Linked DNA regions of Homo sapiens: region 2 is linked to region 1. Evidence: chromatin loops called from intact Hi-C (ENCODE). Cell type or tissue: PC-3. All regions are shown on one strand. Links, peaks and the distances in the headings refer to the core of each region. The heading gives the core; the rest is flanking DNA.

Evidence for each region. A loop is a pair of places that touch in the nucleus more often than their neighbours do. Peaks named below come from ENCODE experiments on the same cell type or tissue, not always from the same donor. Only the 100,000 strongest peaks of a DNase experiment are listed, where the experiment ranks them.
Region 2: it touches region 1 in a loop (8-fold over the local background); 1 of 110 quality-filtered maps calls a loop at or near these places.

Annotation. Positions count from the first base shown.
Region 1 is chr2:167,129,889-167,140,719 of GRCh38, reverse strand. XIRP2 (xin actin binding repeat containing 2) reads right to left here. Exons shown (of 11, transcript NM_152381.6): 3 at 4,658-4,811. The region is part of intron 1 of XIRP2-AS1 (XIRP2 antisense RNA 1); the gene reads left to right. Among named protein-coding and RNA genes, the nearest start is that of XIRP2-AS1, 5.7 kb to the left of the region's middle. RefSeq lists an enhancer at 1-428. In PC-3, for the core only: no CTCF peak of the experiment used is centred there; DNase peaks (open chromatin) are centred at 3,639, 5,829 and 6,159; H3K4me3 peaks cover 800 bases; H3K27ac peaks cover 3,930 bases.
Region 2 is chr2:167,247,295-167,258,125 of GRCh38, reverse strand. It overlaps XIRP2 (xin actin binding repeat containing 2), which reads right to left. Exons shown (of 11, transcript NM_152381.6): 9 at 6,179-10,831; 10 at 3,961-4,094; 11 at 1-269. The coding sequence ends at 4,000. Among named protein-coding and RNA genes, the nearest start is that of B3GALT1, 40 kb to the left of the region's middle. In PC-3, for the core only: no CTCF peak of the experiment used is centred there; a DNase peak (open chromatin) is centred at 4,905; H3K27ac peaks cover 912 bases.

The sequences.
Region 1 (10,831 bases), core at 3,639-7,638:
AGATGGTGATCCACTGACAATATTTTTCCTAATGAAATGTCTCCTGTATGAACTAAAATAACATTATTTGGGGCATGAAATAAGGTACAGTAGGTAGGGAAGCAAGTCCGGAAGCAGAAGCCGGTGCTGGGAGTCCTGGGTCCACCATCGTGTATCCAGAGACCAGTTATAAAAGCCTGTCCTCTGAGTCTCGTTAGAGGGGACAGTTCAGGCAGAGCAAAACAAATGGTGTCGATGGTGTTAGCTGGAACTACTCTGTGACTAAATGTCTGATTTACTCCGAAGTTTCCAAAGAAGCCCTGTTTTAATAAAGAAATGGTGCTGTTAATTTTAAAGTAGCCTGTTGCACCATTTCATTTAACTTTGTTAATCTTAGGTATTTAGACAAAGGTTTGCTTCTGACCTGAGGGGATTCATATTTCCAAGACAATTAAGCTCTAGAAAAGATGTTATGGAAAAAAGAATGCAAAGCCTCACAGTAGTATTTCTGTTTCTATGATAAAACTATTGCTTTATCAGCACATTGAAAAGGGAACACAGTTGAAATTATATTTTTCTTAATTTTATCACCAGAAAATACTAAAGAGAGGAGATCATCCCTAGTTCTCGAAGACAAGTTTTTAATATGTGAATTATTGCTATTTGCCTTTTATCTATTTTGCCAACATGAACTTTCTCCTTATCCACATACATTTTAATAAAGGTAAATTGGCAGATAGAGGATCACTTAAAATGAATAATTAGCATCTGGATCAACTCTTATGAAAACGGTAGACAGCTCATTGGACGAATGTCAGCTTCCAATATCATGACGATTTACATGAACATTACTTAAAATTCAATGAAATTAGCAATTATGTTGGTCAGTTGCACTAGCTACTTTTTAATTGCATAATAGCTACATGTGGCTAGTGGTTACCATATTGGACCGCACAGATATAGGACACTTCTATTATCATTATCACAGAAGTTTCTATTGGACGTCATTACTCTAAAATGTCTGATTTTAAACAAAAAATAAGATATGTAAATGACAATCACACAAATACATATACATACTACAGTATTTTAGAAACATTAATGACTGGAAGGATCCCCTCACGTAAAGAGCAGTAGAAAACTGAAAGAACAGAAGTCTCAGTTTGTTTTGTAAAACCCGTCAGAGGAGATGAATGGCCATTATAAGAATAAAGAATGAATTTAGTTTTAATGGAGCAGAATAAAAAGAGAAATACAGCAGGTAATTTCCAAGGTTTATTGCAAAAGCCTGGAAAAAGTGACTTTGAATATATATTTTATCTTTTGACATTTTACATGTTGATGACTTAGAAGATTAAAATTAAAATTATGAGTTAGAGAATAAAAGTGAAGGGCAGGCAATTGTCATATTAAAAAACTCCAAGTCATATAAATCTGATGAACATGACCCATTCAATTCTGATATTTGAAGCATTCCTTGATCCAGAGTTTTTCAGCAGGAAGAGTATATTTTTCAATTCTACATACATCTAGATCAAACACCAGTACCTAAGACTTCCAGTATTCACTTTCTAGCTTACTGGTCTTAAAATATCTAAAAGAAATTCAACAAATCATATATATATATATGCATATATATACGTACGTATATATATGCATATATATATATTTTTTGAGACAGAGTCTCGCTCTGTTGGCCAGCCTGGAGTGCAGTGGCGCCATCTCGGCTCACTGAAGCCTCCACCTGCCAGGTTCAAGTGATTCTCCTGCCTCAGCCTCCCGAGTAGCTGAGATTACAGGCACCCACTATCATGCCCAGCTAATTTTTGTATTTTTAGTAGAGATGGGGTTTCACCATGTTGGTCGGGGCTGGTCTCAAACTCCTGACCCTAGGTGATTCGCCCGCCTTGGCCTCCCAAAATGCTGGGATTACAGGCATGAGTCACTGTGCCCAGCCCAACGAATCAGATTTTTATATTAGTATAATACAATTAATCAAATCATTTACACTGATTGATTTGTTTTCTTTCATATCCCATCTATTATCAAATTACCCAAATTTGTCAAATTATGGATTTGCTATGCTTGACATTTAATGACATATGGTCTAAGTCTTCCTAGAATCATTTTAACAACTGTTAGAGTGTATCTCCAAGAAAATGTGAATGGAATGCACCAACATGCACACGGGAGCACTATGGTTTATTTGACACCAATACATAAGTGAGGAAAAGGAGCAAATAAAATAGACGTGGTGAGAGCAATTGTCCACAAACTGGGAACCTGGGAGTGTATCATCAGGCATAAAAAGAGAGGCTGGGGAAAATCATAGCACCTTTCTGTGCTGTTCTGGTTCTGCCATTGAGGATATTGGAGTGGAACCAAACTGACAGGCATTGCTAGTCCTCAGTCCTGGAATGGAGTTATCAATTCACACTGTTTACTAAATTTTAAATATGCAGGATATTAGGTAGCTGCACTTAAATTATCTTTTATAAGTGTAATTTTAAAAATCTACTGTTTTTCATATTACTACAAATAAATACTGCCTCAATATGAAACTCTTGCGGCTAGTTAAGATGTTTAATGTATAAGGCTGTCACAGTCACTCATATAATTGTATAAATTCTGAAATCTTTCAGTTATCACACTTTATTTAGAAACATGTGTTTATCTTTTTGGAATAAAATAAATATTTACAGCAAAACAGCAATATCAAAATGCTCTTGGTTTGTAGGTTTTGTCCAGTTTAACTTGCATGCTGTCCAAGTTAACTAAATTAAGTATTAAAATAGTTCATTCTTGTCCCAACAGAGATAGAAATTTGGGGCCCCATGAAAGAACGAAAAGGATCCCATAATGAAAGAATTTTGTTTCTTTTAAATGTATTGCTACGTAGGAATTAGAGTTCTTGTGCAATATACAGATAAAATGAAATTAAAATTGCTGCTATGTTCATCCACCTTGCAGATGCAATTTTCCCACCTTGTGTTTGGAAGTTTACTTCTTGTTATTGTCAATGTACCTGGAAATGTGTATTTGAGGTTACTTTTAAATTTCAGTCATATCTTGACAGTAAATAGTGGTTACACTCCAGAATACTTTTTCTAAGCTTTTAACATAAAAAGGCCTTTGAAAACCTTTGCATGGAAATCAAAGAAAACACAGATGAGGAGAAGTAAGATGTGATGAGTGGAGTTAATTATCTCATGTAACTTCGATCAGTTTGCCAAACTCATTTTTGCCTCCCTATGCTAAGCTCTCCACAGGCAAGCATCATCAGAATATAAATCATTCCTTAAAGCTTCTTTTTCCTTGGCCTCTGCTAATCTAATTCTTTTGCATTCAGCCAAGTGCACATAAAGTTTAATCACAGGCCAGAAATATGTGGAGTAAATTCCTCAAGACTGATACTAATCATATTAGGATATTAATTGGGCATACCAAAATGAATTGAAAGTGAAAAAGAGATTGAAATCTCAATTTACATGTATTTAGAAATCCATGCCCAGTCCATCATTAGCAAACTCCCCTTGACTGTTCCTACACCTGCCTCCCACTCCAAATTACATCCTTAAACCAAACGGAATCAGAATGGGCTGAACCATATGTAAATTCCCCTGAAGACCAGTCTGTTCTGTCACAGTGTACAGCTTCTCAAACTTTAATGTGCACATGAATCATTTGAGGATCCTGTTACAATGCAGATTCTGATTTAGTAGAACTGATGTGAGGCCGAAGGTTCTGCATTTCTAATAAGCCTCCAGGTGATGCTGACGTGCTGATTCGCAAACAGCACTTTCAATAACAAAGTTTTAAAGCAGAGTACCATTTGCTTTCCCAAACTGTGAACTGTAATATTCCAAAGACTTTCCACATTGCTCACATGGACTGGTGACTTGACAGTTTGCTACAAATATTCCAAACGATATCTTAAAATTTGTACTAATTATGATCTTTAACAAACACCACAAATACTACAATAGACATTATTTGGCTAAAGAGGAAAAATCCAGAATGTGCCTAATCAGAAATGATAAATAAGATCTGTATTTTCCAATAAGTTATTTATATTTTTCATGTCTGTCATTGTTGAAAATAATATTAATAGTGTGATTTCTAACATACGAGCTATTAACTTTTTAATGATATTTGTGAAGCATTAATCAAATTTATGAGGTTCTGTCTAAAATGTAACACTCTTATGTCACTTTGTATTCCAAATTCATTATGCAAGTTTAGTTTAATTGTCTGAAAAGGAGATGCTTAAGGCATCTTATTTATTTTTTTATTTTGCTACTGATAGTTACTCCTAGTTTATTCTTTTGTTACCCACAGACAGAAAGACAAGTATGTTTTCCTTTTATTTTCACAAAAGTTAAAGTCAGATTATGGTCAAGTGCATTGTTTCAAACCTCTAATACTGAAAATGCTTGTTGTACTGGTTTATAGTCAATTAAAATATATTCTATTTAGTTTTAAAAATCTAATTAAAATATAATAAGGATAGAAGCATTTATAAACACCTCTATTTTTCCTAAATTGTATTTCCTAAACTATATGCAGTCATTATTTTCCTTACTAATTTTTAAACAAACCCCTCATATATTTTATTTATTAACCACTCATGTTGTACAAGGTATGATGTCAAGAAAGCATATCAAAATGTTATGCTAACCTTCAAAGATGCGGCTGTGACCACTTTCAGGTGACATCTTGTCAAAAGATGTTTCCTTGCCTTTCTTGTCTGAATCTTTCACAGAATCCTCCAGCTGGCTCCCAGGGTGACTCTTAAAAGCTGGCGAGCACAAACTTCGCTCAATTTCCACTTCCTGTTACAAGACATTAAAGGGTTGTATGTTAAAAGCTATCAGTAGGAAACAGATGTGTTTTTTAGGGGGGTTAGAAGGCAGAAATGAAAGAGGGAGGGATTTCTGTCATGAGGGATGTTTTCAATATGCTTCAGGTAAAATGTTGATAACTTTGCCAAGAACTGCAAACATATATCTGAACGCTTAGTTTACTTTTCTGCCACTGGTTCCACTTCTGAATTAGCCTTCCTTTCATGTGTGTGTGTTTTTTTCTCTCATAAAAGAGAGAGAGTGGAAATAAGGGTCACAATACAACATAATATATGTTAATGGATGCAACTTTCTAGGCCTGAGAAATGTTGATGAGGGACTTTCAAAAAATGGCAATGTAAAAACATTATATGCTGAAGACAGAAGGAAATGAGTTTAATGTCATGTTCACCCTGTAATGATAACCTTAGCAATTATAGAGTTCCCAAATTACAAGCCCATTCAGCCAGCATACATTGAATACAGTTTTTCGATTCATAAAGATTATGAAATTACTTCTTCAGATAGTAATTTAAAGGTGAAGAGATAAAAGATTCCCAAAGAAAGGAAATATAAAGGATATTTCCAACATAGAAAGTCTAGCATTCCTTATTGTATAGGCCAATAAGGAATATACAGATTCCTTATTGTATAGGCCAAGTAATGTAATCAAATAAAACAAACCAGCCAAGTAGACTAAATATTTTGAATAAAAACATTGCAAAAAGTAAGTAAATGACTCAAGACAGTTCAAGAAGCAAAAGTCTAGTTTTAAATATGTCAAGTAATATGTTGAAAATGTTTTCAACAGCTACACATAAGTTAAAGATTTTCATACAGGAGGTCACACAGTAGTCTTCCCTGTAACTGTAGGTTTGGTTTCTGCAGTTTTATTTACCTGCGGTCCACAATATGAAATGAAAAATTCCAGAAATAAACCATTCATAAATTTTAAATTGCATGCTGATCTGAGGATCACTCCATCTGCCCAGGACGTGAATCATCAGTTTGTTTGTCCATACTACCCACCGTGATTCACTTAGAAGCTGTCTTGGTTATCAGATGGACTATCGTAGTATTGCAGTGCTTGTGGTCAAATCACTCTTATTTAACTTTTATTACAGCATAGTGTTTTAGTTAGTCTATTTTATTATGAGTTATTGTTGTGAATCTCTTACTGTGCTGAATTTAAAAGTTAAACTTTATTATAGGTATACATATATTTAGGAAAAGACAGAGTATATGTAGGGTTCGGTACTATATGTGGTTTTAGGCATCCACTAAGGGCCTTGTAACATGACCCCCATGGATAAGAAGGCACTATTGTATTTCTCTAAGCAGCCATTCAGATAATGATGTCAGTAATTGTTTTTCACTTTTGTTACCTCTTAAGTACACAGACATGAGTGAGTCAAGTTTGAGAGACAGCTAAAAGCTTCGAAACATTCTTAGAGTAGATACATTTTCTATGTCTTTGCTATGGTTAGAAAAGAAAAGCTTTTCAATTTATATATAATATATACACACATGTAAATATATATATACATACATCACATGTACATAACAAGTATATATGAAGATATATACACACACGTAAATATATATATACATATATCACATGTACATAAGTATATGTGAAGATATATATTCACACAAATATATAATATACATATACACATGAATATACATGAATATATATTCATATATATGAATATATTCACTATGTATATGTGTGTACATACATTTATTACAAATGTGTGTATATACACATATATACACATATATATAAAATCACTAGAAATATTGTTATCTGGTAATCATATCATCTTTGGATACTCCCAAAATATATGATGTATGCTGTCTTCATTAGAGTGAACTTTAACTGAAGCTAAAAACAATTGCAGGAGAAAAATAGAGAAAAAGAACTTGTCATTTTTTTCAGGGCATTCCCTTTAACATGTGTTTCCAACTATTACAAAAAATCCATATGTTCATAACTTGTAGTGAGGTATCATGCTGTTGAGACACAGTGTCAGACATGCCATTACATGTGGCACGAGTATAACATCCTTATCTCAGTTCATTCTGGTGTCCTCTCCACTGTCCTGGAAGGTGACTGCTATGACATGAACGCAGTATGTTTGCTTGTTTTGTTTCAGCAATTTAATCCAACTGCTAGCATTGGCAAAAACAAGATGAGATAAATAGAAGGTGCAGATCCCTACAAAGTTGTGATTTTTGTTAGGAAAATTTATGTTTTGGTAAAAGGTGGAATACTGAACATGGTCCATGGACTCAGACTGATGATATTAAGGAATAATTTCTGTTTCATATACCTACATGGAAATGTGATTTGATTAAATTTCAGCTGGTGATGACATTAACTTATACTATATTGGTATTCTCATTTTGGAATTCACAAGTATCAAGAGTGCATCTTGTACGGAGGCAGTAAGGAACAATCTACATGTGAATGTAGTGGACTTATTTTCAAGCCCTAGTCATCACATCAAAGTCATTCTGAGGCAAGCTCTTCAGGGCCTGGCAAGGGGTAAGGAGGCAGCTGTGTAGAGATGTAAAAGAGCTTCTTGGATGAGGCTGAATTGAGCTGTCTCCAATCAAAGCAGTGATCTGCTTTAATCTCTCGTAATCTGTTTTATACACTGTGCTTCCACAAAAGATTTACTTTGAGTAAAAATCTAGAAGCTTAAACAAATGCGTACAATACCACTTTAGAAGGAACAAATGCAGCATTTCACAATAAGAAAGTTGGATTCAAGCCCTCCCTTGGCTACTAATAAGCTTTGTGGCCTTGATTAAGTCACTTGCCATTTCTAGGACTAAGTTTTCTCAAATGTTCTTGGAAGAGATTTAGTCATTGAACACCTAATGTTCAACAACCAACTACTGGTGGTATAATTTTATTTAAAATAAAATAAAGAAATGTTTTTCACCTTTTGTGGCTTCCAGTCTAGAGAAGGAGGCAAATAGTAACGAAGCCCAGGAGTCAGTATTAAACATGCAACTCTAATGCTGAGTGTCTTAATGGGGGAATTAACTCAGTGAGAGAGAGCCCTGTATAGGGCTCTCCCAGGGAAACGACCTTCAGCTGATATTTGAAGAATGAATGGGGCTTAACTACGTGAAGAGCTTTCCAGGTGAAGACAATATGTGCAAATGTCCTGGACTGGGAGGGAGGACAGAGGATAGAGTAGGTGGGAGCAGGGAGGCTGAAAGGAAACACGTGGTGCTGGATGGCCTGCAGAGGCAGGCCGGGAGCAGATCACAAAGGCCTGCAGCACCATATTTGCTTTGTCTTAGCTCAATGGGAAGTTATTGAATGTTTTTAAGTGTGTGTGTGTGTGTGTGTGTGTGTGTGTGTGTGTGTATACACATGCACACATGACATAATCAGGTCTGCCATGTGAAAAGCGCAGTCTAACTCCAGAACAGGATTTCTAAATCTTGTCACTGTTAATATTTTGAACCAGATAATTCTTTGTTATTAGAGCCTTATTCTGTGCAGGTAGGATGTTTGGCAGCCTTCCTGGTCTCTACCCACTAGATGCCAGGAGCATTTGTCCCTAGCTCTGGAGTCATAACTATTAAAAGTGTGTTCGCACATTGCAAAATCTCATGTGGGGAGCAAAGTCACTGCTGGTAAAGAGCCACTACTCCAGACTGGGTTAGAGTAGAAGGTTACAATACATGTGGAAAGAGCAGTTAGTATAGCAGTACTGCAGGCAAGTGATGATGATCTTAAAGAAAGAATGATGATGGAGATGGCCAGAAGTGAACCAAGTTGAAAGCCATTTAGGAGATACAACTTTCAAAGCTTGGTCATGGATTGAATCGGAAGTTTGAGAAGGATAGAGAGAGGAGGGGAGAGAGAGAATGAGAGAGAGAGGGAGTGAGAATGGGAGAGAATTTAATTTTTCTCTATGGCATGCACAACAAAATGGATTGTGAAGCTATTAAATGATGTCAAAATATCAGATAAAAGCTGGTTTGAGGGAGATGATAGATCATGAGTTGGGTAGCAAGATGTCCAAAAGGCAGTTGGATGTGTAGCCCTGGAGCTTAGAGGAGAGGTCCAAACTGAACAACTAATTTAAGTCATCTGCCTTCCGTGGTAATTGAAACAACAGGCTTGAATGAACTTGCTTAGGGGGAGAGTATATAAAGTGTGATGGAGAGTGAGTCCAGAACCAAGCCTTGAAAAATGCCAACATTAAATGGATGGCAGAGGAGAAAAATCAGAAGGAAAGAACATCTTTGACAATATTGAACTTGTATTGAAAGTATTAATTTGAAAAGGACTTAAATATATCTTTTGAGTTGAGCAACATGGATGTCAACAGTTGAGCAAAATTGCTTCCTTGGAAGTACAAAGGTTGGAAGGCAATTTGAAGTGGGTGAGAGAGTGACTGGGAGATGGTGAATGGAGCTCACTTACTGAACATTTCAATGTTAATGTGGATGGGAGGAATAGAGCAGTAACTTGAGAGAGATGTGTTTTGTTTGTTTTAAAGGAAGAGTTTTGCATATGTTGAAAAGCTAACTCAAATTATTTAATGAGATAGAGGTGCTGACTATATAGAAGAGAGCAATAACAATCAGTGAAGGAAAATTCCTGAGAAGGGCAAGAGGATGGAACCCAAAGCATGGGTAGAAATATAGCCCGAAGGTAGCATAACAGAAAGCGTTCCTGTTCTCACTGAGGGGAAGGAGGGTCAAATTAATGTAGATATAAGTGATTTGCAAGCTTGGTAGCTTGAAGATAAGAACCCAGGCAGAAGTTGTCTATTTTCTCTGTTATGATGCAAAGTCTAATGAACATAGGGGTATCTGAAGAGAATGAAGAAAGTTTACCTTAATTGATGGGGGGAATGGAGGAAGAGAGATGACTAAAGATGACTGTGGCAGTGCAGCACTGGGGGCCCATTTGAAGTTGGTAATATTAACTCTGCAGGGCTACCAATAGGGCCTGTTAAGTTACATAGTTACTTACGAATTCAGAAAACTCTCCATAGTTCTAGTTTGGGCAATGAGAAAGTATATAGCTGACTTCAGCCAGGGAGCGGTTTTGTGAGGAAAAATATAAATAAAATTTCTATTGCAGAGTGGGGTTAGGGCAGGGAGAGACCAGGTACAGGAAATTTAGGTCGCCACCAAGAGATCTAAGAGAGCGATTGAAATGATACACTGTGCAATGTAAGTTGGATTAAAAGGAAAGAAAGAAAAGAAAGGGTAAACTGGAAGACAGATAAAGGGTCAGCAGACTGGAGATCTTGGTGAAACTAAAGAACCCTTTTAGTGTGAATACTTGGCAAAGCAAATTGTAAAGAGTGGTGACTGGGGCCACTGAGATGTTTGCTTTAGTTTGTAGGGAGTAGGGTAACTTGTTAGGATCCAGCGGTGACCAAAAAATGAAAGCTAGGGTAGGGGGAAAGTTATTAAATAGGAGGAAACCTAGGAACTCAGAGGCCATGATGGTGTCCCAGGAAAATGGAAGGACTTGAAGGCAGAGAAAAGCTGTAAGTTGTGTATCAATGTCCTTGTAAACGAGGGAAACCATTGAATTTAATAAATAACAGTCATGATGGTTGGTGGTTGGTGGGGAAGGTGCAGCTGACTGAATGAGTCTCAGATGAGCAGGGGTTTTTTTTAAAGAAAAAGTAGGAGAGGAGTGATTAGGAAGAATGGTCTCCAGGTACATGGAGACAATTCAGGGACACTGGTGATTTCAGGGGAGGGCCATGTTTCTGTTAAAGCAAGAAGGTGACAGAAGTATTTGGAGAAGAGGTGGAGGGTAGAGAAGTCATTGCTGATTATGGAGAGGCAGTTCCAGAGGTACTGGTGGAGTCTCTCGCTTAAATAATATGTAAATAAGTAAAATCTCTCAGTGAGGTCTATTATCTTTACTAGTTTTATGACTCTTCAAAACGAGGAAAGCAATTGAAAATAAGGGAAACAAACTTGAAAGAGAGCAAGATAATTTTTCTTTTCTT
Region 2 (10,831 bases), core at 2,674-6,673, 120 kb before region 1:
TCAAATCATTCCTTTGCCCTTCACTGTTACCAGCATCTAAATGTTCATTACGATCTCCAGGTACAAGGGTGTTTTCTGCAATATTTTTACACATATTTGGTTCTTCATTAGGAATAAAGTCCACTGATCTGCTTTGGTTTTTGCAGTTCCATCTATCTTTATGCTGCTTATGTCCAAAACCTTCATCATAATTTCCTTTGGATTTGAAAAGTTGTTTAAAGTGAGGTTTACAGTATATTTGTCCATGAAGTGATGCATAATTTCCCAAACTGCCAAAAAGAAAAAGAACACTTAGCAGTTCGTATTTACTGTAAGTTCATAGGGAATTGGGGATTAATTATTTCAATGAGTTACAGACTAGTAAACTTAAGTTACTAGCAATGGGAATGGCCCTATTAGTTGAACATTTCTGTTAGATAATATTACCACCAATACTTTATATGATGTATGTCTTGCAGTGTTTAGAATTTTATGATGTGTGTCAGGTATTGGCATAATAGGTATTATAGGGTAATGCACATATGGTTATACATGGTGCAGAGTGATAGGACTGAACTTGTGCTAATTCAATGATTTATGTGAGGCGTTGTAATTTCCAATAAATCCTGAGTAGCAAACACATACAAATCAACAATATGAGCTTCTTTGTTAACTGGATTTTGAACGAGCTGGAAGGTGTGCCTAACAATTGCTTATGTGGCCTCTTTAAGGAGATTAACAAATTGAGTGATTTAAAATTAAAATGAACTCTAGTCAGAGGCAGGAGCATAGTTTTCGAAATATCTATGAATCTACACATAAAAACAGATACATCAACAAGATAGCAAAACTTAAAACCCATGGGGAACATTTACAACTAAATGAAGTGACAAGATAGCCCCCTCAACATCAAAATACAAAGAACTAAGGAGAAACCACCAACAGTCACAAGGCCAGCATGATGGTCTCATCTGTATTGGTGATAGCAGAGGGAGCAAGGAAGATGTCTGATGGACCTGAAAATATGAGACCACAAAATAACCAACTAATATTTCCTGGAAAGTATCACATGCCAATCAGAGAACAGCAGCTGAAACTTTGAGGAGATTTGTGATCTCCAATAGACAATGAGTGCAAGGTCCCTGTGGTAAGGAAGACTTGAAGAGGCTAGTGAGGTTGAACTCCTAAAACTGGGCTCCCCTTTTAAACAGAATCCCAAAGTGAGAAAAAATAGGAGAGTAGAATCAAGATTGAGCAGGATAATGATTACAGAAATGAAAGAGAAGGTTCTGAAAAATATGGAGAAGAGGAGCCAAGCCAGGGAATTCTGGAAATCAAGCTGCCTTATTTTCTTGATCAGCATATGAAAACTAAAAGAGGTAGCTCTGTGAAGTTAGAAAAACCATCCTGATTTTTATCCTTCTAAGGTTTGGGAAAACTAATTTTACATAAAAATGAGAAACAGAAATGTACCAAGGTAAATAATATATGAAGTTATTAAAAGAAAATAAAAGTGCAAAGGGCATTATAATATCCCTGTAGATAATGAAAACATGCCAGAAAAACATGCCCTAAAAATATATCAAAAATTTAACCTATGACTTCAAAATGAATTAAAAGACATTAAGAACATGATAAAAGACCTGAAAGAACATCATGAATCAGAATTTAAAATCTCATAAGTGAGGTGCCAGAAATCAGAAAAAATAGAAATAAAAGATAAAAATATCAGCAACAAAACTAAACTAAAAGAAATACAAGAGCAAATAAACACAATAAAAAGTGGCTTAAGAGAAACAGAAGAATGAAAACAACTTTTTCAATAATCAGAAAGAAATAAATATGAAAAGAATTTGAGAGAAAGAGACAGATAATAAAAATAGGCAAAAAACATTCAAGGTATAGATAATAGGAATTCTTGAAGAAAAAACTATATAATAAAACAGATTAAATATTAAATAGTTATAATTAAAACAAACTTTCTTGATACAAAAAAGCATGCAACAACATACAGAAAGAGCACACTGGGTAACTGACACTAGTGAAGAATGACCAATGCCAAGAACTAATCTAGTAAAATTGCTAGATTTTAAATAATAAAAAGAAAAAAATCTGTGGGTATATTTAAGAAAAAATATACATCTTATAAGGAAAATAAAATTAGATCGTTATCAAGCTATTCCAACACTTTATGCCAGAAGAAAATAAAATAATGTATCAAAGAATACAATGAAAGTATAAGCCAAAGATTTTAATTTCAGCAAAACTGACTTTTTGTTATAAAGGTCACAGACAAATTGTTATCAGCATGTAAGAATTCAACGAATATTGTTTCCATGAAGAGTTTAGAAGAGTCTACTAGAAACCAAGCTTTAATATCAGAACAACTGCAGAAACATCAAGGTAAGCATTGGTGGTGGGCATTAATATCTTGCAACCTGAAAACTAAGATGAAATAAGGGCAAAGAGGGAGATAACACGGTATGTAGTGGCTATATGATCTGAAACTGAAGATGTGGTACAATAATTTATAAAATGGGGAGGGCAGATGTAATTTTTAAATGTTTTGATAATGAAATTAGTGGTGCTAATAGATGATACTTGCTATGGGAATGGAGAAAAGTATATAGCTTAAGAGGTATTTATGGGGCAGAAATTGCAGGACTTGGTGACGGCTTGAATGTAGGGAATGAAGGAAAGGAAGGAGCCAAAGATAACTCCATGCTTTGGTCACTGAGTTAATGTTAATGTCATTTACTGATACAGTAGCATAAAGACTGTAAGTTAAAGAAGGAATTTAGATAGAAGAAAATGGGGCATATTGAGTTTGCTGTACTTATGAGAAATCTAATTGGAGAAGTATATCAGTCATTGAGATATAAGCATCTGATGCACAGAGAGATTTGGCCTAGCAGTACAGACTTCAGAGTCATTACCACATAGATTATTTAAATCATGGGAGTGGATGTGATTCACTAGAAAGAAGAGAAACGTTGAGAAGAATAAATTCCCATAACATAATTGTGAGGACCTCTTACATCTTGGTAATGGACAGAGAGTCCCCCACACAGGTGCCTGAGAAGGAGCACACAAAGAGTAGGGGAAAAGCCATTATACTCTGTTGTTATGGAAACCAAGGGAAAAAAATGTTGCCATGAGGGTGTTCGACATTGTCAATTAAAGTCAGAAAAAATATAGTGTGAGAGATGCACATTAGATTTAGCCAAAAAAAAAAAAAATCAATTTTAGCATCTCAGACTACAGTCACACCAAATGTCACATTCAGTTAAATGCATTTACTTCAAGAGTTTTGGAAAATGAATGCATTTTAACTGTGTGGATAGGGTGTTTCTGTTTGCTCCAGAGAAAAAACAGAGTTTTTCTCTTACCTGTCACTGATATTTTTCTAAATTTCAATTTCATTTTTAAAAACTTAGTCTAGCTCAAAGACAGGTAAATTCTAACCTACCCACCACTTGTTTTGGTATATGAAGTTTTATTGGAACACAGCCAAGCCCATTTATTTACAACCACACCCATTTGTTTAGTTATCTGTGGCTGCTCTTGCTCTCTAATAGAAATTGAGTAGTGACAGAAGCAGTACGGCCTGCAAAGCCAAAATTACTTATGATCTAGACCTTAACAGAAAATGTGTGCTACCTCCTGATCTGGAGTCTAGACTTTAGACTAACACACTAACTTAAAAATCTTGATTTGCAGAGTAACTCTTAATTTTACTCATCTGTGTGATTTTTGTGTTCAGACAAAAGGGATGCTTTTGGATTTGATTAGAAAAGTAAAATTCCTAAAGGAAAAAGGTCGCAGAAATACATCACAGAACATGAGCAAATCTCCCTGTGTGGTTGTGTTAACTGACGCAGCAACAAGATCTGGAAAAATGTGCATCCTCCTAGAGATATGAGGCTATACATAGAGTGCAGCTCCTGGAATATTTGTGGCAAAGACAATTAAACATTTTACCTTAGTTTACTGTTGCAATGGTGGCATCGGAAGCAGGACTTATGAAAATTCTGCTTGTCTGCCACTAGGCACTCCATTGGATAAACTGTCTTTTGACAAAGTATACATATTTCCTTGTCTTGGAGCAGCAGCTTCTAAAAATAAAAATTTACAAAGCCTTCTGTAGTGTTATCTTCAATCATATTGTAAAAACATAACAAAACAAAAACACATATTAACTGGCCATGCGGTTAAAGTAGAAAAGCTCTAAGACTACTGTCCTTATGATGTTTCTCTGGACAGAGACTAACCTATCATCAGGTTTAACGGTCTGCTAGGATGGTCTACATTACTCTAGTGCTTCTACCATTTATAGATTGTACGAGTAGACATTTATGATTTAAAAAAACATACATGAGTAAAATATGTTCATTAGACATATAAGTACATTACAAACATATATATGTGCATATATGTGAGTATATTTTTTATATATATATACATATAAAATACTCAGCAATGGGGAGCTCTGAGATAACTTATCATTGTAGGTAATTGAGTTTTCCCTATATATAAAGGCTTGTACCTAAGCTGGTCAAAAGTTTTTACTTCTTAAAGCATTTTAGATAGATCTTTCTAAAATACATATGTTTTTTAAGCCAAGGACACTGTATTTGCTTCAATATTTTCTTGATGACTTAGAGTTGACTGTAAGATACCAACTCTTAATTGTAATGCAATGAGACTCCTGAACACAGTAAAATGCTCAGGGTCATTTGTCCTCAATCTAACTGGCTTTAGATTGTGGAGCTTTTTGGATTCTCGCATCTGCTTATGTAGTTTTCCTACATCTTTTCTTGCTCCTCTAAAGCACCTATGCTCACTTCCTGTGGCTTTCCTGTAAATGTTAGCCTCTATGAATAATAGTGGTTCTATTACTAACCAGTGTTTGTATAGTGGTTTAAAACTAACACAGAACTTTCACTTCAGAATTGCTTTTTGTCCTCACAGCGATCCTGTGAGAATGACTAAGCTTTGGTATTAGTTATTTATAAAAGAAAATATGCTCAGGTTCCATTATACAAATAATTATATCTACTTTAGTGCCTAGATGGTCAATCTGGGCCACTGAGTGAACTCCTTTGCTTATTTGGTTCTAGTAGAGGACACATTTTTATGTTTATCACAAGTTTCTTTGTATGTTCTATGTGTTTTTGAGCTATCTTAACAGAAGCTGAGTATTTGAAATTAATTAGACAGCTTTGCTTAATTATGCCAGAAGCAAGCACATTAAGAACCATATTAACCTGATAAACTAGACACATATGTTGCAAATATGATGGAGGCATAATTATTAGTTTCAGCAGTTTTTATTTTTAAGCTTGCTATTTCTTTCAATCTGTCTAAAAGAATGGACTAAACTAATGATGCACATTAATTATATAAAATTCTTTTATCATGAAGCCTCATTAATTGCAAGAAGTAGGGAAATGAGCTGTTCTTTGATGTTAAAAATCATGTACTAAGTCCATATGATTTAAACCTCCCTCCTTCCAAATAAAATCAAAATTTTTAAATGCATTGTTTACGCTCATTTGTGAATGAGGTTGATTGAGCAGTGATTTAGTTTATTTTTTAGAAAAGCGAAAAAAATCAGTTAGAAAAAAATGTGGCATCAGAGAAAACTAACTCTATCCAACTCAGTAGCAATAGTTGAATATATAAAAGGTCTAATTCCACACCCACACTTTTGTCAGAGATACAGATCAATAAAAATACTAAAGCACACATGAAGAATGTAAATTGTGTCTCAGACTTCTATCAGTCTGTATTGAACTCAATGCAAATATCATTTAAACCTGGCAGTTAAAAATATGTCAATATTAGGCCAAAGGATATTATTTATTATTGTCTAGAATAATTGCATGAAATAAAATTATTGCTATACCTGTTGCTTTATCCAAAGCCTTATTTACCTTGACAAATATGTCCCAGTAATCTGTATAATAGTATTTGTTATTCTCACACAGTGCAAGTAAATCATACTCTATGCTTTTGTGAAAAGAATGTTGTAAAAGCAAGCATATAAAGAGTCTATAAGCATACATGGGAAGCTGTTAGTTTTAGGTTATATTGTTTGGTTGTTTCCACGCACTCTTTTTAACTGTACATCATTTTGGCTATGGAACACATGCCTTTAAATGGTTAATCTTCTTTAACACATTGCAAGCTCATTTACCACTTATAAATGCAGATTCCTCTTGGAAGGTGGTTCTCATCTCAGTTGCAGAAGCATCTGCGGTTGCATATCCCAGGCCTTTAAAAACTCTTCCACTCTCTTGCCACGTCTTTTGAAAATTTTTTCTTACTTCTTTAGGTGAATCAGAGATATCTAAAATATGTCCAGCAATGACATCCTCATAGGTTGGTGGGGCATGCTTGAAGTCACAGCCAGATTTGCCAGCTTCTGAGCTATGTGATGAAGAGGTTTTCATCTTCGACTCAACAATTTGACTCTCAAATGCATCCATGCCTGAGAAATGTTCACTTAGAGACCTGGTTTCAGAGCAGATCCTGGGCTGCTTAACAGGAATCTTTTCTCGCAGTTCTCTAGGATGTTTGCAAGAAAAGTCTGTAAAACTCGTGTTTCCTAAAGATGTTAATCCAAATTCCTCCTTACAAAATGTACGACTTTCTTGTTGTATGTTATGGTTTGTTTCTCCCTTTGCATAAACTCTTCTATTTGACTTTGCTTCAGAAACTGGGCCATGCTCAAATTCCCTGAACCATCTGTTTATTTCATTTTCAGGGTCATTCACGAAATTTTCAGCCATTTGAACAGTTCGGTTGGCCGCTTCATATCTCTGTGTGTGCTCTGACAGGCGAGGAGGCACTGCAACCTTGCGGATGATTTCAACTGCATCATAACTTTCAGTGTCGGGCACCATGTGATCAGTGGAATTTAGTCCATCTTTATGAACATAAGTAGCTCTCTTCTCCACTTTCCTGATTTCCTCTTGAGCGTCCACAGATTCTCTGAAGGAACCACTAGCAGCATGATTTATATTTACTGGTATTGTGATTGTAGGTGGAGAGTCCCTACCACGAGTTTCTATCTTAATTTGACGACGAAGTGTTGCAGGAGACATGATGATTTCAGACCTCTTCTCTACAATTGGAACCGGGGTTGCTGCTGGACATGGGATGGCCCCTTTGGATAACTTTGCAGTGGTGTCTTTGAGTCTGACAAGTTGTTCAGAGCGACTCCTGGGTGGAGAAGGGGAAGTGTTTGCTCTGTGAATTTCAGATTTTTGCGACATGGGCCTTCTTGGTGGGGGTTCAACATAACTGTCCTTTTTAGGGGACTGAGAAAGCTCGTTCTTAGTAGGGTTTTCTGTTCGTCGGGCAGTAGATTCTATTGTGATAAAAGTTGGTGACGGTGGGCGTGTTTTTAAAGAGGGAGGAGGAATGTTGCTATCATCAAGTTTAATTTCCTGATGGGTTTTCACGTGACTACGAACAGTTGCTTCATGATGAGCTGCTACTTGGTGCTGTACTGTTTTCTCTTTGGCAATTTTATTTTCTTTCTGTTCACTATTTTTATTATTGCTGACATGAACATTAGATACTTTGGATGATGTTTCATCAAGACTAGTGGGTTTATTTCCCGGTTTTCCTGTTTTGGAGGACATCATGGCTGTCTGAATTATATTTTCATAGGACACAAGCATATCTTCCGCTTGAGTTTTAATATGTGTTATTTCTTCTTTTACTTTTTCTAAATTATTCTCCATGGCAATGTGAACTGCATATTCTCTCTTATCTTCACTTATCAGCCATCCTGGGATAGTATTTAATAGTGTCTGAAATGTTTTAAGGCCACTTTTATTTGGCTCTGCTTCAAACTGTTTCACTCTCGACAAAATCTGTTGCAGTTCTTCACGTTTTCTCAAGAATTCCACTATATTTAAGGCACCTTTTCCATCATCCCGCTGGGATTCTTTCACAGAGGAAAAGAAAGATTTGTTCTGTGTAATCTCTTGCTTTGAATCTTTAGTATTAGAGAAGACTTGTTTCTCTTGTATGCCCTTGACTTCGAGACATTTTTCTTCCTGCAGACTATTATATGGCTGGGGCAATTTTTTATGTTCAGCTTTACTTTCAGCGGTCTGTATTTGTGTTTGCTGAAAATTCTGAGTCTGTGAATCAAGATGTGCATCGATAACCTTTTGCTTGACGACCTTTGGTGCTGATTTATTCTTCAGATGTTCGTGTTTTCTTTCAGTTATTAATCTCTCTTCTTTTCGACCAATCATTGATGGTCCCTGATTTTTTTCTTCACTTCCTGGAAGTTTCCCTCTGTCAGATCCGCTAAATTCTCTTTGCTTCCTGGGAACCATCTTGAGCTTATCTTCCTGGTTCTTCTGTATGGATTCTGTAGGCAATTGTACTGTCACTCTTTTCTCCTTCTTAGGTAACTGATAATGTCTTTCAGCCAGAGATTGCTTATGACTACATTCAGTGCTTGCTTCAGTTTTCTTGGTTTTCAGATATTGTTTTTTGGTAAAGGTTTGAACATCAATCTCAGATTGCTGTTTATGACTTTCATAGCTGTGGTCTGTTTCATTTAATGTATGATCTAGAGTTGGAAGTTTGATGGTTTTAACTTTGAAATTTGGGGAAATTGGTTTGCTTTGGGGCAAGTGCAACTGCTCCAAATACTTCTTCTGTTGTGTTTGTTGGGTACTACATTCTTGGTGACTTTGTTTAATTTCGCAAGCTGATTTGGATTGCATAATGTCCCTTGAGCTTTGTAAAACTTCCTTTTTCATCTTATCTTTGTCTTCTGAAGCTGCTAAAACATGGTGGAGCCTCTTGGCAGCGACTGTTTCTGGCGATGTTGTGGAGAGTTGGTTATCAGAACACACTCCTAGTATCCGAGCATTACTTTGAGAGCCTGGGCTGGGTTGAACCACAGTGCATTCTGAATCAATTCCAGATAGGGAAACCTCCTCATTGGTTTTTTGTAATGGCATTTCCTTTTCCACCTCTGTTATGTGTTGATTTTGGCTTTGAGTTTTAACAATGTTGTAGTAAGAACTCTCCTGTTTCTGTTTTTCAATTTCTTCTTTTTGTTGTCTATATTTTTCTTCAGCAATCATTAAAGGTGTCTTAAATTTTCTCATATAAGGTTTTGGATTTTGTTGTCCTGAACTCTCTGGAAATGAATGAGATTTTATAAGAGGCGCAATCTGTTTTTTCCTGGGTGCTGAAGTTCCTGGAACTGTGTGTGAGAGACAGTTTGCAGAGTCAATAGATAATTGTTTTCTTTCATCAAGACTCTTACTAATAACGTTCTGCTTTGTCTCCGTGTGTTCACTGCTGGTCATCACCATTACTTTTTTCTGATCCTTTGAGGTAGTAATTTTACATTCCATATCTGACAGGGAGGTTGCCAGTTCAACTTTGGGGGAAAAATCGTTCTTATTATCTTTTATATGCTTGGGAAGTTTGGGTTTGGGCAATGTGGGAGGTGGCAACACACCGGTTTTTCCTGTTATGATTTTAGCCTGAGAATTCTGAGAGTTCGAGGCTTCTTTTTGGGAATATTGTTGCATGAAGTCTCCACTGTGCTTTTCCGGAGCAGAGGAGGAAAGGAGATGTGCTGGCTTTTGAGATGGAGTTGGAGGAGGAGGAGGCGGCAGAAACATCGATGAACTTTCTCTTTCAGATTTCTCATCTACTGGAGGTGGAGGAAGAGGGAGGCCTGGAAAACTTTCAAATTCAGCCTTTATCTTCTCTGTGGACAGTGAGGGAAGAAACCCATTTTTTTCAGGAAACATCATCAAAGGAGGTGGAGGAGGAAGAGGAAATTCAATTTCAGATGATGCATTAGAAGGTGGTGGAGGAGGTGGAGATGGAGGTGGAAGGGGGCACTCACTTTCTTTTACATTATTCTCAGGGTTAAAGTTGATTGGATTCAAGGACCTTTCCATTGCCATTTTTAAGCCTGTGGAAGTATTTGTTTTCATTAGAAAGTCCTGGCTTTTCAAGTGAACATCAGTCTCCCGCTTTTTGTTGGTTGCCTTAAATGTATTGTGACTTTTTTCAGAGACTTTCATTTCTGTTACATTGGATGTGTCTTGCTCTACAGGCAAAAGCTGCCACATTGGTTGAAGGTTTATATTCTTTTTCTTTATATCCTTATTAGAATATTTTGTTTCTTGCTTTAACAAAGTTTGCTTCTGAAAGTCCCCTGAAAGGTCGTAAGTTCCTCCAACTGGCATGCTGACTGGATGCTGGGTGGGACTGGGCTTGGAGCTTTGTGTATCAGTTAATATTTTAATATTTTTGGTCTTTTTAGGACTCTTTATATGAAAACCCTCCATTTTCTGGTGGTCATTTCTCAGTTCATATGTCTGTTGCTTTCCAACGGTTTTACCAGCAGATTGGATGGAATTAAAGACATCATCCTTCTTCAGCTCTCTCACTGCCCTGTCTGATTCTTTAGTTGTTAGATTATTCTTAACTGACACAGTTGAAGTTAATTGTCTGCTCATATATTCATCTCTAAGATGCTGTTCTCCTGTAGTATCAGTCCAGACACCCGTTTTGTCTCCTGATTCCAAAACATTAGATTTATGGTGTGAATTAGATAGTCTTCTAAGGCTTTTCTCCAGAGCATCATTGTTTTGTTCACGATCTATGACAATCTTTACAGTGCCTTTGGGGGCTTTTGGAAGATTAACCTCAGTTCTTTCTTCTACTAAATTGCCATGGCAAGATTTCCCCATAGTTTGACTGAGAGTATCTGCTCCCCCTTGCCACTTGGCCGCTGGCTCAAATGGACCTGGCTTTGGCTGAAGAAGACTATTTTTGTTCCTCTGGACAG